2 separate regions of the Homo sapiens genome follow, and region 2 is linked to region 1. Evidence: read pairs that join two places in POLR2A ChIA-PET (ENCODE). Cell type or tissue: PC-9. All regions are shown on one strand.

The links. ChIA-PET counts read pairs that join two places held together with the same protein. Peaks named below come from ENCODE experiments on the same cell type or tissue, not always from the same donor. Only the 100,000 strongest peaks of a DNase experiment are listed, where the experiment ranks them.
Region 2: POLR2A ChIA-PET joins it to region 1 with 14 read pairs; 5 of 35 experiments call an interaction of 5 or more read pairs at or near these places.

The regions. Positions count from the first base shown.
Region 1 is chr11:65,847,348-65,855,347 of GRCh38, forward strand. SNX32 (sorting nexin 32) reads left to right here. Exons shown (of 13, transcript NM_152760.3): 2 at 2,131-2,235; 3 at 2,573-2,683; 4 at 2,803-2,924; 5 at 3,084-3,207; 6 at 3,404-3,508; 7 at 3,708-3,813; 8 at 3,981-4,056; 9 at 4,293-4,332; 10 at 5,118-5,204; 11 at 5,283-5,442; 12 at 5,526-5,611; 13 at 5,935-6,354. The coding sequence ends at 5,988. CFL1 (cofilin 1) reads right to left here. Exons shown (of 4, transcript NM_005507.3): 4 at 7,326-8,000. The coding sequence ends at 7,989. Among named protein-coding and RNA genes, the nearest start is that of CFL1, 6.8 kb to the right of the region's middle. RefSeq lists enhancers at 3,426-3,585, 4,107-4,968, 5,216-5,435, 5,486-5,535 and a silencer at 3,691-3,985. In PC-9, CTCF peaks have their summits at 4,095 and 4,304; no DNase peak of the experiment used is centred here.
Region 2 is chr11:65,521,218-65,529,217 of GRCh38, forward strand. It overlaps SCYL1 (SCY1 like pseudokinase 1), which reads left to right and starts at 3,866. Exons shown (of 18, transcript NM_020680.4): 1 at 3,866-4,047; 2 at 4,357-4,497; 3 at 4,704-4,826; 4 at 4,907-5,133; 5 at 5,566-5,656; 6 at 5,745-5,900. The coding sequence starts at 3,937. RefSeq lists a silencer at 3,714-4,213. In PC-9, no CTCF peak of the experiment used is centred here; no DNase peak of the experiment used is centred here; H3K4me3 peaks cover 1,605 bases; H3K27ac peaks cover 544 bases.

The DNA of each region.
Region 1 (8,000 bases):
CCGTGGTCCTTGCTACTTGGAAGGCTGAGTCAGGAGGATTGTCTGAGCCCAGCTCATCACGGAGGCTGCGGTGAGCTGTGATGGCGCCACCAAACTCCAGCCTGAGTGACAGAGCAAGACCCTGTCTCCAAATAAATAAATAAAATATATATCTATCATGATCTGAGTTGGGTGATGGTTACCCAGCTGTATACACATATACAAATAATTGGTGCTTTACACTTAAAATTTGTGCACTTTCCTGTATATAACTTATACCTTAATTAAAAAAACAAAAGGGGGCTGGGTGCAGTGGCTCACACCTGTAATCCCAGCACCTTGGGAGGCCGAGGCAGGCAGATCACTTGAGCTCACAAGTTCAAGACCAGTCTGGCCAACATGGCAAAACCCCGTGTCTACTAAAAATACAAAAATTAGCTGGGAGTGGTGGCGTGTGCCTGTAATCCCAGCTACTCAGGAGGCTGAGGCAAGAGAATTGCTTGAACTTGGGAGGCAGAGTTTGCAGTTAGCCGAGATCACTTCACTGCACTCCAACCTGGGTGACAGAGCAAGATGCTATCAAAAAAAAAAAAAAAGTGAGAAACAATGTAGAGATAACCCTGTAAACAGTGGCCAGTGACCTCAGGGTCAATTCCTTCATGCCGGACAGCCAGGAGGAGGGGACAGATGCAGGGATCTCCATCCAGGGAGGAGACATCACTACTGCAGATGGGCCACCATCAAGCAAGGTCTTGCCTGTTTCTGGACCCACATATCACCAAGCCCCATCTCAGGGACCATCTCCAAAGTGTGCCAAAAGCAGAGAGAGGAGAGAGTGAGGAGGCCTCCAGATTGAGAGGTGGGACAGGTGCCTGTTGTATACTGGTGAGCAATGCTGAAGGGTAGAGTGATTCCTAAGCCTCTTCCCTTCCCCCTAATATCACTTGGCACTATGGTGTGGACACAGTAGGTATTCAATAAATGCATGTTGCTTCCGGCCCTTTGGGAGGCTGAGGTGGGAGGATTGCTTGAGCCCAGGAGTTTGAGACCAGCCTGGGCAACATAGCAAGACTCTGTCTCTAAAAAAAAAAAAAAAAGCTTGGCATGGTGGTACATGCCTGTAGTCCCAGCTACCCGGGAGGCTAAGGCAGGAGGATCACTTGAGCCCAGGAGTTGGAGGCTGCAGTGAGCTATGATGGCACCACTGCATTACAGCCTGAGTGACAGAGCGAGACCCTGTCTCAAAAATAAATAAATACATGTTGAATAGCTCAATGCAAGAATGAGCTAGTAGCTTGGTGTCTTGTGGATCTTTTCACTTGAAGAAATACACATGCTTTGCATGTAAGCTTTTGCCTCTTGGCACCAAAAGTAGTAAATGGAATGGTTTTGGCAACCCCCGCAAAAGAGGTGGGAATGTCTCATCCAACTCACTTGAAGCCCTGGTTAAGGGATGCCTGAGGTAGCCAGCTGGGGAAGGGGTGGGCAAGTAACTGAGAAAGTGCATGGGGTTGGGAATTAAGAAACTGGGTTTTGCTGGGCACGGTGGCTCATGCCTGTAATCTCAGCACTTTGGGACGCCAAGGCAGGTGGATCACTTGAGGTCAGGAGTTTGAGACCAGCCTGACCAAACATAGTGAAACCCCGTCTCTACTAAAAATACAAAAGTTAGCCAGGCATGGTGGCTCATGCCTGTGGTCCCAGCTACTCGGGAGGCTGAGGCAGCAGAATCGCTTGAACCCGGGAGGTGGAGGTTGCAGTGAGCTGAGATCGCGCCACTGCACTCCAGCCTGGGCAGTGCAAGACTCCGTCTAAAAAAACAAACAAAGAAACAACAACTGGGTTTCAATCTGGCACTGTCGCTTTGCAGCTGCATAACCTTGGACAAGTTACTTCTCCTCTGGTTGTCTCAGCTTCAACAGCTGTAAAATGGGAAGTTTTCTGCCTGCCTCCAAGGATGGGAGGGTTAAAATGTTTTGGCAGTTGCAAAACTCAGGTCAGTGCCTTATCAGGACCCCTCTCTGGTGACCTGGGGCATTGCTGAAGCAGTGCTGCTGAAGAGGGTTCTGCAGGTGGATCAGAAAGCCTGCAGGGCAAGGAAGGGCAAAGGGGCCATGCTCAGCCAGGCCAGAGACCTCCCCTCCTCCGCAGCCTTCCTGTGCATCGGTGGATCTGCAGGGAGACAGCTCCTTACAGGTGGAGATTTCTGACGCAGTGAGTGAGCGGGACAAGGTGAAATTCACTGTTCAAACAAAGGTGAGGCAGTGCGGGGCACGAGGAAAGGTCCTGGTGGCTGCCCGCAGGAGGCCTCCCCCAGGGGGTGGTAGGCATGTGCCAACACAGCCTGTGGGCACTCTTCCTCCACCTGGCACTTGCCCTCAGCCCCTCCTGGAAAGTGAGCCTCTTAGCTCTGCCTAAGGCCCCGAGTCCTAATCATTCCTGTCCACCATTCTAAATGAAATCATGCACACCTGAGCTCTAACTTTGTCCTCCCTGGGATGTGGGATGAGGGGGGCCCAAAAGTGCATGCCCAGACTTGCTGAGGCAGGGCTTGGGGCAGAGAGAGGACCTCAGTTGGCCTTCCCGCTTCCAGAGCTGCCTCCCTCACTTCGCCCAGACCGAGTTCTCAGTCGTGCGGCAGCACGAGGAGTTCATCTGGCTGCATGATGCCTACGTGGAGAATGAGGAGTACGCCGGCCTCATCGTGAGGAGGGGCTGGGCAGGGGCTGGGAGGGACAGGCAGAGCACTTGGGTGAGGACCAAAGGCTGTGATGGCCGTCTCGGCAGTGAGAGGCCTCCCAGCTCCGTCCCTCCTTTGAGCAGATCCCCCCAGCCCCTCCGAGGCCAGACTTTGAGGCTTCGAGGGAAAAGCTACAGAAATTGGGCGAGGGGGACAGCTCTGTCACTCGGGAAGAGTTTGCCAAGATGAAGCAGGAGCTGGAAGCGTGAGTGCCCCCTCCTTTCCCTGCCATCCCCAGAGTCCAGATGTCTTCCCCAGCTATCTCCCCATGAATGTTTAGCAACCCTGACCTCTGACCCCAGAAAGGGGGCAGGCAGGATGATGGGGGCTGAGGAGGGCCGGTGAGCTGCTGCCACTCTCGCAGGGAGTACCTGGCCATCTTTAAGAAGACAGTTGCGATGCACGAAGTCTTTCTGCAGCGCCTGGCGGCCCACCCCACCCTGCGTCGAGACCACAACTTCTTTGTGTTTTTGGAATATGGACAGGATGTGAGCTGGGCCGAATCCCTGGGGTCACCCTTGGGCCAGGAGTCTACCTTGGGTGGGGAGGCACCCAGGGGTGGCAGGGCTGGAGAAGGGGCCCAAGTGGGCCCAATCCTGTGTCACAGCTCCGTGAGTGGCTTGCAACTTGGGGTGGGAGGTGAGAACGCCCACCCCAGCATCATACCCTCCCTGTGTGCCTCAGCTGAGTGTCCGGGGGAAGAACAGGAAGGAGCTCCTCGGAGGGTTTCTGAGGAATATTGTGAAGTCCGCGGATGAAGCCCTCATCACGGGCATGTCAGGGCTCAAGGTAACCCCTGGTGCTCCTCTCCGGATTCAACCCAGCACCTCAAGTCCACAGCACAGATTGAGGCCCAGGCTGGGTGTGGGAAGGAAGCCACTGGTGGGGCCTGGCCTGGTTTGGAAGGAGATTTTGCCAACCCTGGGTGCCTGTGTTGTCAAGCCCCGTGGTGACCCAGTGTAAATGGGGTCCTGCCTGGCTCCCTTAGGAGGTGGATGACTTCTTTGAGCATGAGAGGACCTTCCTGTTGGAGTATCACACCCGTATCCGAGATGCCTGCCTGCGGGCCGACCGCGTCATGCGCGCCCACAAGTGTACGCAGGGCCCAAGGGGTCCTGGATCCCCCTGCCCCTCTCCCCAGCGGTTCAACTCCTTGGGGGAGAGAAGAGAGCAGGGCGTGCCTTGTTGTTTGTCTGTGGCCACAAGCACCAAGGCTTGACATGCAGATGTAGGGGCTCTGATGGGGGCTGTTCCCCAACAGGCCTGGCAGACGATTATATCCCTATCTCAGCTGCGCTGAGCAGTCTGGGAACACAGGAAGTCAACCAGCTAAGGACGTGAGGACTCCCCCCACCCCTACCCTCTCCCTGTGCCTGTAATACCATGTCTTCCCATGAGGGGTCACTCTGTAGATGTCTACTGTCAGCTCTAGGTGGGAGGTGTAGGCTCTCCTGTTGGGGGATGGTGTTGGGAAGGAAAGGGGAGAGGGAGATTCCCAAGGAGAGGCTGAGACAGAGAGGCTTTGAGCTGTTCCTCAGCCCCCTACCCTAACTCCCTCCCTACTGCTTCCTAGGAGCTTCCTCAAATTGGCAGAGCTCTTTGAACGGCTGAGGGTGAGTACTGCCTTCTGTGCTCAAAGGCTTTCCTGGTGAGCTTTGCAGGGAAGATGAGTCCTGGCAGAGGGAAGAGCTCCAGGATCATCTTGGGTTCAGTGATAACTTGGGCCCAGTGGCAAGTTGGGCTTACACTCCAGACTAGTTTAACAAAAGGTGGGGTGAAGACAAGGATCCAGCTTCGTGTGTGTGTTGGGGGGTGCAGGGGCATGCACATGTATGCACGTGTGCAGCAGCGGAGGGTTGGGAGGCACAAGGGTGTGCCCAAACCTCTGGCAGGCTGCACCCAGCTGCCAGCACACTGCCCGGGCACACATGTTCCCCACTCTTCCCTAAGAAAGTCACTGGAGTGTTGCCATCTTCCTAAAATGTCTATTGGACCGCATCTCTTCCCTGCTCAAGGCCCTTCAGAGACCCTGCCCCTTCTGGAAGCTCCTAAAGTCCTGAGCTTCCACTTTCAGCCTCTTGTGCTCCAGCCACTGCCTCCCTCCCCTGCTTTGCCCAAGTGCCCTCCCTGAACTAAAGTTTCCCTGAACACATAGCCGGGCTTGCACAGCTGCCAAGCCCTCAGCGCCCTCTGTCCAGCTCTTACTCAGTCCCCGAGATCCAGACTAGATCCCACTTCCTCTGTGAAGCCTTCCCTGGCCTGCACCCCTCAACACCAGACCTGACCTGGAACAGTTACCTAAGGCTTCTTTGCTGGATATTTAGATGAAGAGGTGCCTCCCACCCCTTAGCTGCCCCTCTGACAAGCTCCCTTCCCAGTGCCCACCTTTCTGATGCAGAAGCTGGAGGGCCGGGTGGCTTCCGATGAGGACCTGAAGCTGTCAGACATGCTGAGGTACTACATGCGTGACTCACAGGCAGCCAAGGTGAGAGGCAGCCCCAGCGCAGCGCTCAGGCCCGGATGCCAGGACAGGGCAGCAGTGACCCTGTGCCCATGGTCCTAGGACCTGCTGTACCGGCGGCTGCGGGCACTGGCCGACTACGAGAATGCCAACAAGGCGCTGGACAAGGCGCGCACCAGGAACCGGGAGGTGCGGCCCGCCGAGAGCCACCAGCAGCTGTGCTGCCAACGCTTCGAGCGCCTCTCCGACTCCGCCAAGCAAGGTGAGCCCGCAGCCCCCAGCCCCAGCCTGGGGCCACATGCCCTGCCCTGCCCGGATCCCCATGCCTCTTCCCCTCCTCTCCAGAGCTCATGGACTTCAAGTCCCGCCGGGTCTCCTCTTTTCGAAAGAATCTCATTGAGCTGGCAGAGCTGGAGCTCAAACACGCCAAGGTGAGCCCTCCCACCTCACTGGGCCCTTGTGAAGCCTCCCACCTCCCACCTCCCTCCCTCCCCCAGGCACCAGGGTGTGCGTGCATGTGAGGGTGTGCACGCATGTATGCGCGTGTGTGTGCATGAGAGGAGCCCCAGCTAAGGCTTGGGGCCATGCTTCCCTGGCTCAGGACCCGTGCCTTCTGGGTAGGAAGGCCCAATTAACAGCAGCTGTTATTGCAGAGAGCAGGGGTGTGGGGAGCGAGGGAGCATCTAAGGTGCAGAAAGAATGGCAGCCTGACTCAGGGAGCAGGGGACTTCAAGGACCTGTTTCTCCTCTGCAGGCCAGCACCCTGATTCTCCGGAACACCCTTGTTGCCCTAAAGGGGGAGCCTTAGAGTAGCCAGAGCTCAGCCAGACCCTAATCTGGGATCTCCAGTGACCAGGGTATCCCAGACCCCTCTCTCCGGCAAGATGTCTCCTTCCCTAGCAGTGCCACTAGCCACACCCTCACTCTGCCCCACATCCTCTCAGGGAAAGCCCAAACCCCCTATCACCACCACCACAGGTGCCAGGCCCTGCAAGACACAGGGCAGCATGGGCATCATAACTGGCCACAGTCAGCAGAGCCCCAGGGACCCTGACACCTCTCCCCAGGAAGCTGAGGAACAGCCTCTACCCTCACCCATAGCCCTGAAGGAATCATAGCTCACTTGATCCCGGCCTGTTCTCCTTCGCAAATAAAAACCCTGGTTTTGTAGCAAGGAGGCCTGTTGTCCTTACTTCCCTTCCCACAGCTCAAAGGTCCACCAGGCACACTTTCTGCCAAGGCAGTATGATCAGATCCTGGAGACACCAAGGAGGGCACCCCTGCAGCATCCTCAGCCCTCTCTCCAGTGACAGCAGGCTCCCTGTGGGAAGGCGCGACACCCAGAAGCTGGGACCTAGGAACCCCAGAAGTCTTCCAGGTTTGCCCCTACCCCCATAAACCCTAGCACAAAAATGAATCCCAAGTTCTCCACACCTATTTCCTAACCAGAAAAGGGATCTAGCCCTTCCTCCCAGAACCGCTCACAAGTTCCCAGGAGTTATGGAGCCAACTGTAACACCAGGAGGACTCTTCCTCAGTTCAGTTGATAAGGGAAATATAGATGCCACATTACCACTCCCAGTTCACCTCACCCTAGGGCCAGATTTCTTGTATGTCTTTGCCTGCTGGGCAGGAAAAAGCCCAAAGTACAGGCTGGAAACAGCCCTTGACAATGCTGGCAAAAGGCTCAGGGTACCGGCAACACCCTTTTGGTTAAACACAGGGAGGCAGTGCTCAAGACACCGGGGTCTGAAGTCCCGGGCTCCACCTGGCTGGCCCCACCCTGAATGCACTCCAGCCACATCTAGAGGAGGTCAAAGGCTCAACTTGGCCTGACTCACAGCAGCCACTGAACCTGACCCTCATAAACTTGAGTCAGCCATCCAGGGAAGACAGCAGACCAAACAGAACCTTTGAGCTACCTCTGACTTGCCTATCAGCCCACACCTAGAAAGGGACAGAACAGAATATCAGATGGACCTCACTGTCCATCCAGGCAAGGCTACAGAGCACCCAGTTCAGGCATAAATCACTTCCGCTGGAAGACCCCTGTAGCCAGCACCCACTCCTTAAACAGCCAGTCCAGTGTCAATCACAGCACCAACAGAATAATGGTGACCATCAGAAAGGCGTCTCAGCCAGTCATTGGAGCCAGATAAGGGTGTGCAGGGGCTGGTTGGGTGTGGAGTACAGAGGAGAGAGATAGCACCATTATCCCAGTGCACCCCCAATCCTGAAGTCTCCTGTGTCCCAACCTTGAAAAACACATCCCATTAATGAGCCTTTTTATTATTGTCTTTTTTTTTTTTAATCGAAGGTCCCTTACTGGTCCTGCTTCCATGAGTAGCCGTGACCAGGGGAAAAGGGAGAGGAACCAGCCGGCACAGGGAGGGGTCATCTCCACAACATTCCATTTATACACAGAACTAAACAGACAAGCACAGAGTCACTATTGCGGTTAGAAGTTGGCAGCATGGGAAGGGGGAGGACCAGGTGGGGAATGGGGATGTTGTTAAAAAAAATACAGGCTCCCCCACAACTGGGGTGCCTGGGGGGAACTTGGTCTGCTTCAGCCCAAGAGGAATCAAAAGATCAAAAGCAGTTTGGGAAGGCCAGAACCGTCAAGGGATGGAGGGAGAAGGAAAATCCAGGGGGTGGGGGGTCTGTTTGGCAACTGGGGTGAAGGGATTGCCCTCCCCCTGCTGGGATCCCCCCAGCCCCTCCGGTCTGGCAGGAAGGGGGCAGCCTGCAACCCCCAAGGGCAGGTGTGGGGCTGCCAGATGCTCCAGGCAGGGGGCCAGAAGGGGCTCACAAAGGCTT
Region 2 (8,000 bases), 330 kb before region 1:
GTGCAGTGGTGCGATCTTGGCTCACTGCAAGCTCCGCCTCCCAGGTTCACGCCATTCTTCTGCCTCAGCCTCTGGAGTAGCTGGGACTACAGTCGCCTGCCACCACGCCCGGCTAATTTTTTTTGTATTTTTAGTAGAGACGGGGTTTCATTGTGTTAGCCAGGATGGTCTCGATCTCCTGACCTCGTGATCCGCCCGCCTCGGCCTCCCAAAGTGCTGGGATTACAGGCGTGAGCCACTGCGCCTGGCCTCGCCTGGCTAATTTTTGTATTTTTAGTAGAGACGGGGTTTCACCATGTTGGCCAGGCTGGTCTTGAACTCCTGACCTCAGGTGAGCCATCCGCCTCGGCCTCCCAAAGTGCTGGGATTACAGGCGTGAGCTACCGTGCCCATCCAAGTTCCCACTTTTTTTTTGAGATGGAGTCTCGCTCTGTCGTCCAGGCTGGAGTGCAGTGGTGCGATCTCGGCTCACTGCAACCTCCACCTCCCAGATTCAAGCGATTCTCCTGCCTCAGCCTTCCCAGTAGCTGGGATTACAGGTGCCCACCACCACACCTGGCTAATTTTTGTGTTTTTAGTAGAGACGGGGTTTCAACATATGTGTAGGGTCCAGCCCTACGGGGCTTAGCATGTGTTCTCCCCCTGTGTGGAGACTAGAGATTGTAATAAATAAAGACACAAGACAAAGAGATAAAGAGAAAACAGCTGGGCCCCAGGGACCACTACCATCAAGACGCGGAGACCGGTAGTGGCCCCAAATGGCTGGGCTCGCTGATATTTATTGTATACAAGACAAGGGGGCAGGGTAAGGAGGGTGAATCTTCTAAGTGATTGACAAGGTGAAGCAGGTCAGGTGATTACAGGATAGGGGGCCCTTCCCTTTTAGGTAGCCGAAGCAGAGAGAGAAGGCAGCATACGTCAGCGTTTTCTTCTCTGCTCTTATAAGAAAGATCAAAGACTTTAAGACTTTCACTATTTCTTCTACCTCTATCTACTACGAATTTCAAAGACGAACCAGGAGTATGGGAGGAGCATGAAAGTGGACAAAGAGCGTGAGCATTGAAGCACAGCACCACAGGGAGGGGTTTAGGCTTCTGGATGACTGCGGGCAGGCCTGGATAATATCCAGCCTTCCACAAGAAGCTGGTGGAGCAGAGTGTCCCCTGACTCCTCCAAGGAAAGGAGACTCCCTTTCGCGGTCTGCTAAGTAACGGGTGCCTTCCCAGACACTGGCGTTACCGCTTGACCAAAGAGCCCTCAAGAGGCCCTTATGCGGGCGTGACAGAAGGCTCACCTCTTGCCTTCTAGGTCACTTCTCACAATGTCCCTTCAGCACCTGACCCTATACCCGCCGGTTATTCCTAGGTTATATTAGTAATGCAACAAAGAGTAATATTAAAAGCTAATGATTAATAATGCTTATAACAATGATTGATAATTGTTCATGACCATCTCTATATCTAATTTGTATTATGACTATTCTTATTCTAACTATTTTCTTTTTTATACTGAAACAGTTTGTGCCTTCAATCTCTTGCCTCCGCACCTAGGTATTCCTCCGCCCACACATATGTGGGGGAAAGGAAGCGAGATCAGACTGTTACTGTGTCTATGCAGAAAAAAAGAAGACATAAGAAACTCCGTTTTGATCTGTACTAAGAAAAATTCTTCTGCTTTGAGATGCTGTTAATCTGTAACTTTAGTTCCAACCCTGTGCTCACAGAAACATGCGCTGTATTGAATCAAGGTTTAAGGGATTTAGGGCTGTGCAGGATGTGCCTTGTTAACTATATGTTTGCAAGCAGTATGCTTGGTAAAAGTCATCGCCATTCTCCATTCTCTATTAACCAGGGACATGATGCACTGTGCAAAGCCACAGGGACCTCTGCCCGAGAAAGCCTGGGTATTGTCTCCCCGACTGAGACAGCCTGATATGGCCTTGTGGGAAGGGAAAGACCTTACCATCCCCCAGCCCGACACCCGTAAAGGGTCTGTGCTGAGAATTAGTAAAAGAGGAAGATCTCTTTGCGGTTGAGATAAGAGGAAGGCCTCTGTTTCCCGTATGTCCCTGGGAATGGAATGTCTTGGTGTAAAGCCCACCAGTCATTCTATTCTGAGATAGGAGAAAACTGCCCTATGGCTGGAGGTGAGATATGCTAGCGGTGATACTGCTCTGTTACTCTTTGCTACACTGAGATGTTTGGGTAAAGAGAAACATAAATCCAGCCTACGTGCACATCCGGGCACAGTACCTTCCCTTGAACTTATTTATGATGCAGATTCCTTTACTCACATGTTTTCCTGCTGACCTTCTTCCCACCATCACCCTGTTCTGCCGCAGTCCCCTTGCAGAGATAGTGAAAATAGTAATCAGTAAATACTGAGGGAACTGAGAGACCAGCGCCGGTGCAGGTCCTCGTATACTGAGTGTGCCGGTCCCCTGGGCCCACTGTTCTTTCTCTATACTTTGTGTCTTATTTCTTTTCTCAGTCTCTTGTCTCCACCTGACGAGAAATACCCACAGGTGTGGAGGGGCAGGCCCCCTTCAAACATGTTGGTCAGGCTGACCTGGAACTCCTGACCTCAGGTGATCCTCCAGCCTCGGCCTCCCAAAGTGCTGAGATTACAAGCGTGAACCACTGTGCCTGGCCCTCACCCCAGTTTATAGATGGGGGACCTAACGCACCCAAAGGGAACTGTGTGAGTTCTCACATCCAATGAGGGGCTGAACCGTGATTGAAACCCAGCACCGTCTCACTGTGGCATCTCTGCCCTTGAGTTATCTCCCAAAGGCATCCCAACCAGACTTTTCATAACCAGTCCCAGAATCTCACCAGTGCTCCATAGCTGTGGTTGAGGCACTGTCCCCAAGCCTGGGTCCTGAGACCCTACCAGCAGAAGAACCACTGCCTGTCCAGCCCCTCCTACACAGCTCAGGGGCTGGATCCCCACCAGTGTGATGTGCTGATTGAGCTAACACCACTCCATGGCTGTCTACACAGGCACTGAGAGATGCAATCCGTTGGCTTGAGAGCCGGGCAGCTGAGCCCAGGAGAGCAGGGTCCCCTCCCAGCCCTTTGGCCTCTTCCAGACCTGCCCAGTTGCTCCTTCTCCCTCCCTCCTTTCCTGGGGTCACTTCTTCTTCCCTCCTCAGTCTCTCCTTCCTCCATTCCCTGGGTGCCCGCCCCTGCCCCGGGGTTCTGGACCTCCTTGGAACCTTGGATTCACTCTCTGCCTCTCACCCACGCTCTTTCTCTGGGGCGTCTCCTCGTGCTTCTCTCATGGTCACTTCACCAGGACCGACTCCTCCCCGGAGCCTGGAGGCACCCACTTGCTGGTGGGAGAGAGTGTCTGGCGTGGGGCCAGTCTCCCTCTCTGGGTCTCTGCCTCACTCCTCACTGCACCCTCTCATGCCTGTCAGTCTTTCTACCTCTCCCCCTTTTTGCCTCGGTTTCCCCATCCCTCTGTCCCTTCTTAAGCTCTCATCCTTACAGTACGCTAGAAGGCAGGCTCTATTATCCTTTAGGATTTAGGCCTCTTTAGATAAAAGGGCTCACAGGCTTGGAGGGTTTTAAGTGACTTACCCGGCGGCGGAGTACTGATCTTAGTACCGCCCGCCGCCCCGGACTGCCCCGCCCCTCCCTAGCCCCCCCATCCCCGCCCCTCCCTAGCCCCCCCATCCCCGCCCCTCCCTAGCCCCCCCATCCCCGCCCCTCTCCCGCCCCTCCCTTGTCCCCGCCCCTTCCCGCCCCAACTCAGGTTCTGCCCCACCCCGCCCCAATTCACGTCCTGCTCCGCCCCGACGTAGGCCCCGCCCTGGCCCCCGGGCCCCGCCCCCGTCTGACGCAGGCCCCGCCCCCTCTCCGCCCCGCCCCGGCTCGGGCGGCCGGAGGACCCGGAGCTAAGGCGCCCGAACCCGCGGCGGCGGTGGGGACGATGTGGTTCTTTGCCCGGGACCCGGTCCGGGACTTTCCGTTCGAGCTCATCCCGGAGCCCCCAGAGGGCGGCCTGCCCGGGCCCTGGGCCCTGCACCGCGGCCGCAAGAAGGTGAGTGCGGCCGAGCTCCGTAGGCCGCGGTCGACCTGGGCCTTGCCTATTCCGCGCCGCCGACCCCGTCGCGTTGCGCCCGGCCTGACGTGGCGGCGGAACCAAGGGGTAGCAGGCCGGGGAGGGGGCGGGCAGTGCCTACGTGGCGGGCGGAGGGACCGAGGGACCGACAGGCGGACAGGGCCGGGGTCACGTGGGCCCGGCGAAGTGTCCCTAAGGCTGACCTGGGGAGAGACCTGGCTGCGGGCCCTTGTCTTCCGGCCACACAACAGCTCTGGGACCATCTCAGGCCCCGCTGCCCTCCCCTAGGCCACAGGCAGCCCCGTGTCCATCTTCGTCTATGATGTGAAGCCTGGCGCGGAAGAGCAGACCCAGGTGGCCAAAGCTGCCTTCAAGCGCTTCAAAACTCTACGGCACCCCAACATCCTGGCTTACATCGATGGACTGGAGGTACCTGCTGCCTTGCCTGCCCGTCTCTGCCCCTCACGATGTCCTGGTTACCCACTCCTGTCTCCCCTCCTGCCCTGTTTCCACCCTATGTGCCCCAGCACCCCCAGATTTGGTTTCCTCTTCCCCATCTCTCCCAACTTCAAGTCGCTTATCTCTCCTTCCTCTCTGCCCCTCCGCCCTTGATAACCCTGTGTCCCCTTCCCCAGACAGAAAAATGCCTCCACGTCGTGACAGAGGCTGTGACCCCGTTGGGAATATACCTCAAGGCGAGAGTGGAGGCTGGTGGCCTGAAGGAGCTGGAGATCTCCTGGGGGCTACACCAGATCGTGGTGAGGTGGGGGGCAGTGGTGATGAGAGCAGGGATGGGGGGTTGCAGGTGCTGGGGCGTGATGGCTCCTTTTGCCCCCAGAAAGCCCTCAGCTTCCTGGTCAACGACTGCAGCCTCATCCACAACAATGTCTGCATGGCCGCCGTGTTCGTGGACCGAGCTGGCGAGTGGAAGCTTGGGGGCCTGGACTACATGTATTCGGCCCAGGGCAACGGTGGGGGACCTCCCCGCAAGGGGATCCCCGAGCTTGAGCAGTATGACCCCCCGGAGTTGGCTGACAGCAGTGGCAGAGTGGTCAGAGAGAAGTGGTGGGTGACTGGGGGCAGCGCGCCCCAACCTGCCCTGTCCTGGAGGCCCCTGCAGCCTCAGGACTCCTAGACTAGTTGGCACTCCCCTGTTCCCTGCTGCCTGGCTGGGGAGGGAATCAGTGTCCCAGGAGTGAGGGACACTCCTCTGCCCCCAGGGTCCTCAGGGCGGTAGGGCGGGATGGACACAGCATTCGGGGTTGGGTGATTCTGAACTTGAAAGCTCTGTGACCTGGACAGATGTGCCTAGTTCTCTGAGGCTTGGTTTTTTTAATCTGTTAAGTGAGGCTAATGAAACCTGCCTCTTGGGACTGATGGCTCAGCTGAGGGACATAGCCAGGCCCTGGCATGCAGTGGGTGCCTGGTGCCCAAGGCAGGCTGGAGGCCTGTGCAGGTGGTTGGTGGGGCCCTAAGAGCTCTGGGTCACTGCCACAGGTCAGCAGACATGTGGCGCTTGGGCTGCCTCATTTGGGAAGTCTTCAATGGGCCCCTACCTCGGGCAGCAGCCCTACGCAACCCTGGGAAGGTAAGTTTCTTGCCCCTGGCTCTTTGCCCTGCCTCAGCCCCTCTGCCAGCTGGCTACCCCTGCCCTGACACTGACCCCTCCCCTACAGATCCCCAAAACGCTGGTGCCCCATTACTGTGAGCTGGTGGGAGCAAACCCCAAGGTGCGTCCCAACCCAGCCCGCTTCCTGCAGAACTGCCGGGCACCTGGTGGCTTCATGAGCAACCGCTTTGTAGAAACCAACCTCTTCCTGGAGGAGATTCAGGTGAGCCCCCAACCCACCCTGGGCTTCGACCCTATCTTTTTCATTCTGCCCCTACCCTGCTTTTCAGGGTACCTCACAATTGACCCTCAGGAGACAAGCATGGACTGTGGAGTTAGGCCAATCCGGGTTCAAACCCAGGCTCCAGCTCATACTTACTCTGTGACTTCCCTTGGCTGAAGTTCAGTCCCAATAATAGTACAGGTTGAGCATCCCTAATCCGAAAATGCATGATCTACTCCAACACTGGAAACTTTTTGACCACCAACATTACAATCCAAGGAAATGCCCATTAGAGCATTTTGCATTTCAGATTTTTTTGGATTACAGATGTTAAATTGGAGCCAGGCGCGGTGGCTCATGCCTGTAATCCCAGCACTTTGGGAGGCTGAGGTGGGTGGATCACCTGAGGTCAGGAATTCGACACCAGCCTGACCAACATGGAGAAACCCCATCTCTACTAAAAATACAAAAAATCAGCTGGGCGGGCATCTGTAATCCCAGCTACTCCAGAGGCTGAGGTAGGAGAATCACTTGAACCCAGGAGACGGAGGTTGCAGTGAGCCGAGATCGTGCCACTGCACTCTAGCCCGGGCGACAGTGTGAGACTTCGTCTCAAAAAAAAAAAAAAAAAAAAGATGTTGAATTGGTATAATGCACATATTCCAAAATCCAAAAAACATCTGAAATCTGAAACACTTCTGGTCCCAAACATTTTGGACAAGGGAGACTCAACCTGTACCTACTTCAAAGGGACCCAGTGAGGAGTCAGAATTGAAAATGTGTGGTATAGTGTTCTGTGCCCAGCAGGCATTTAGGGCCAGCTCTGGTTACTCCAGTCACTCCACGTGTACATTCTGGCTCTGGTCCCCAGGGGTGTAACACCCTGTACTGGCTGCAGGGGGGTGGGCAGCACGGTGTGGAGGAAGGTGAGGCGGACCTAGATCACTGTCCTCAAGAATCTAGCAAAAAGTAAACAGACCAGATCCCCAACCTTGGGAACTCTTGCTGGGGAAGAGACAGAAAACATAAAAACCATAAATAAGAGCCAGGTGCAGTGGCTCACGCCTGTAATCCCAGCACTTTGGGAGGCTGAGGCGGGTGGATCACCTGAGGTCGGGAGTTCGATACCAGCTGACGACATGGAGAAACCCCATCTCTACTAAAAGTACAAAAATTAGCCGGGAGTGGTGGCACATGCCTGTAATCCCGGCTACTCAGGAAGGCTGGGGCAGGAAAATCGCTTGAACCTGGGAGGTGGAGGTTGCAGTGAGCCAAGATTGTGCCATTGCATTCTAGCCTGGGCAACAAGAGCAAATCTCCGTCTCAAAACAAACAAAAGAACACCATAAATAAGAAAACCAGCCAGTGCGGTGGCTCCCGCCTGTAAACCCAGCACTTTGGGAGGCCGGGGCTGGCGGATTATTTGAGGTCAGGAGTTTGAGACCAGCCTGACCAACATGGAGAAACCCCGTCTCTACTAAAAATACAAAAAACTAGCCAGGCATGGTGGCGCATACCTGTAATCCCAGCTACTCCAGAGGCTGAGGCGGGAGAATAGCTTGAACCTGGGAGGCAGGAGGTTGCAGTGAGCCGAGATCGCACCATTGCACTCCAGCCTGGGCAACAAGAGCAAAACTCAGTCTTAAAAAAAAAGAAAAGAAAAATCCAGTGCAGGAAGGAAAGTACTGGAGTGGGTATTCAGGGATGGGCTCTCTGAAGTGTGACATTGGAGCTGGGGCCTGAAGGACATGACTGTGGGAGCCAGAGGGATGGTACCTGGAGTAAGAGTTCCAGGCAGAGGCGACAGCACGTGGAGAGATACTGAGGAGGGAGCCCTCTGCTTTGCCTCTGAACCTTGGTTTCCACATGTGTATAGTGAGGAGCATCTGGGTGCACTGGCCTGCAGGGTTGCTGTAGGGAGGAGGGAGGAAGGCTCTGCTCTATGCAATGCCCGGCCCCAGCCGTGTGTGGGGAAGACAGCGGGGGCTGAGAATCAGAATCAGGAGCAGGGGAGGAGAGTGGCAGACACTCCACAGACCCTGACCCAGCAGAGGTCATGGAATCTTGACTCAGATGCTGTGGGGCGGGGAGGGCCTTTGG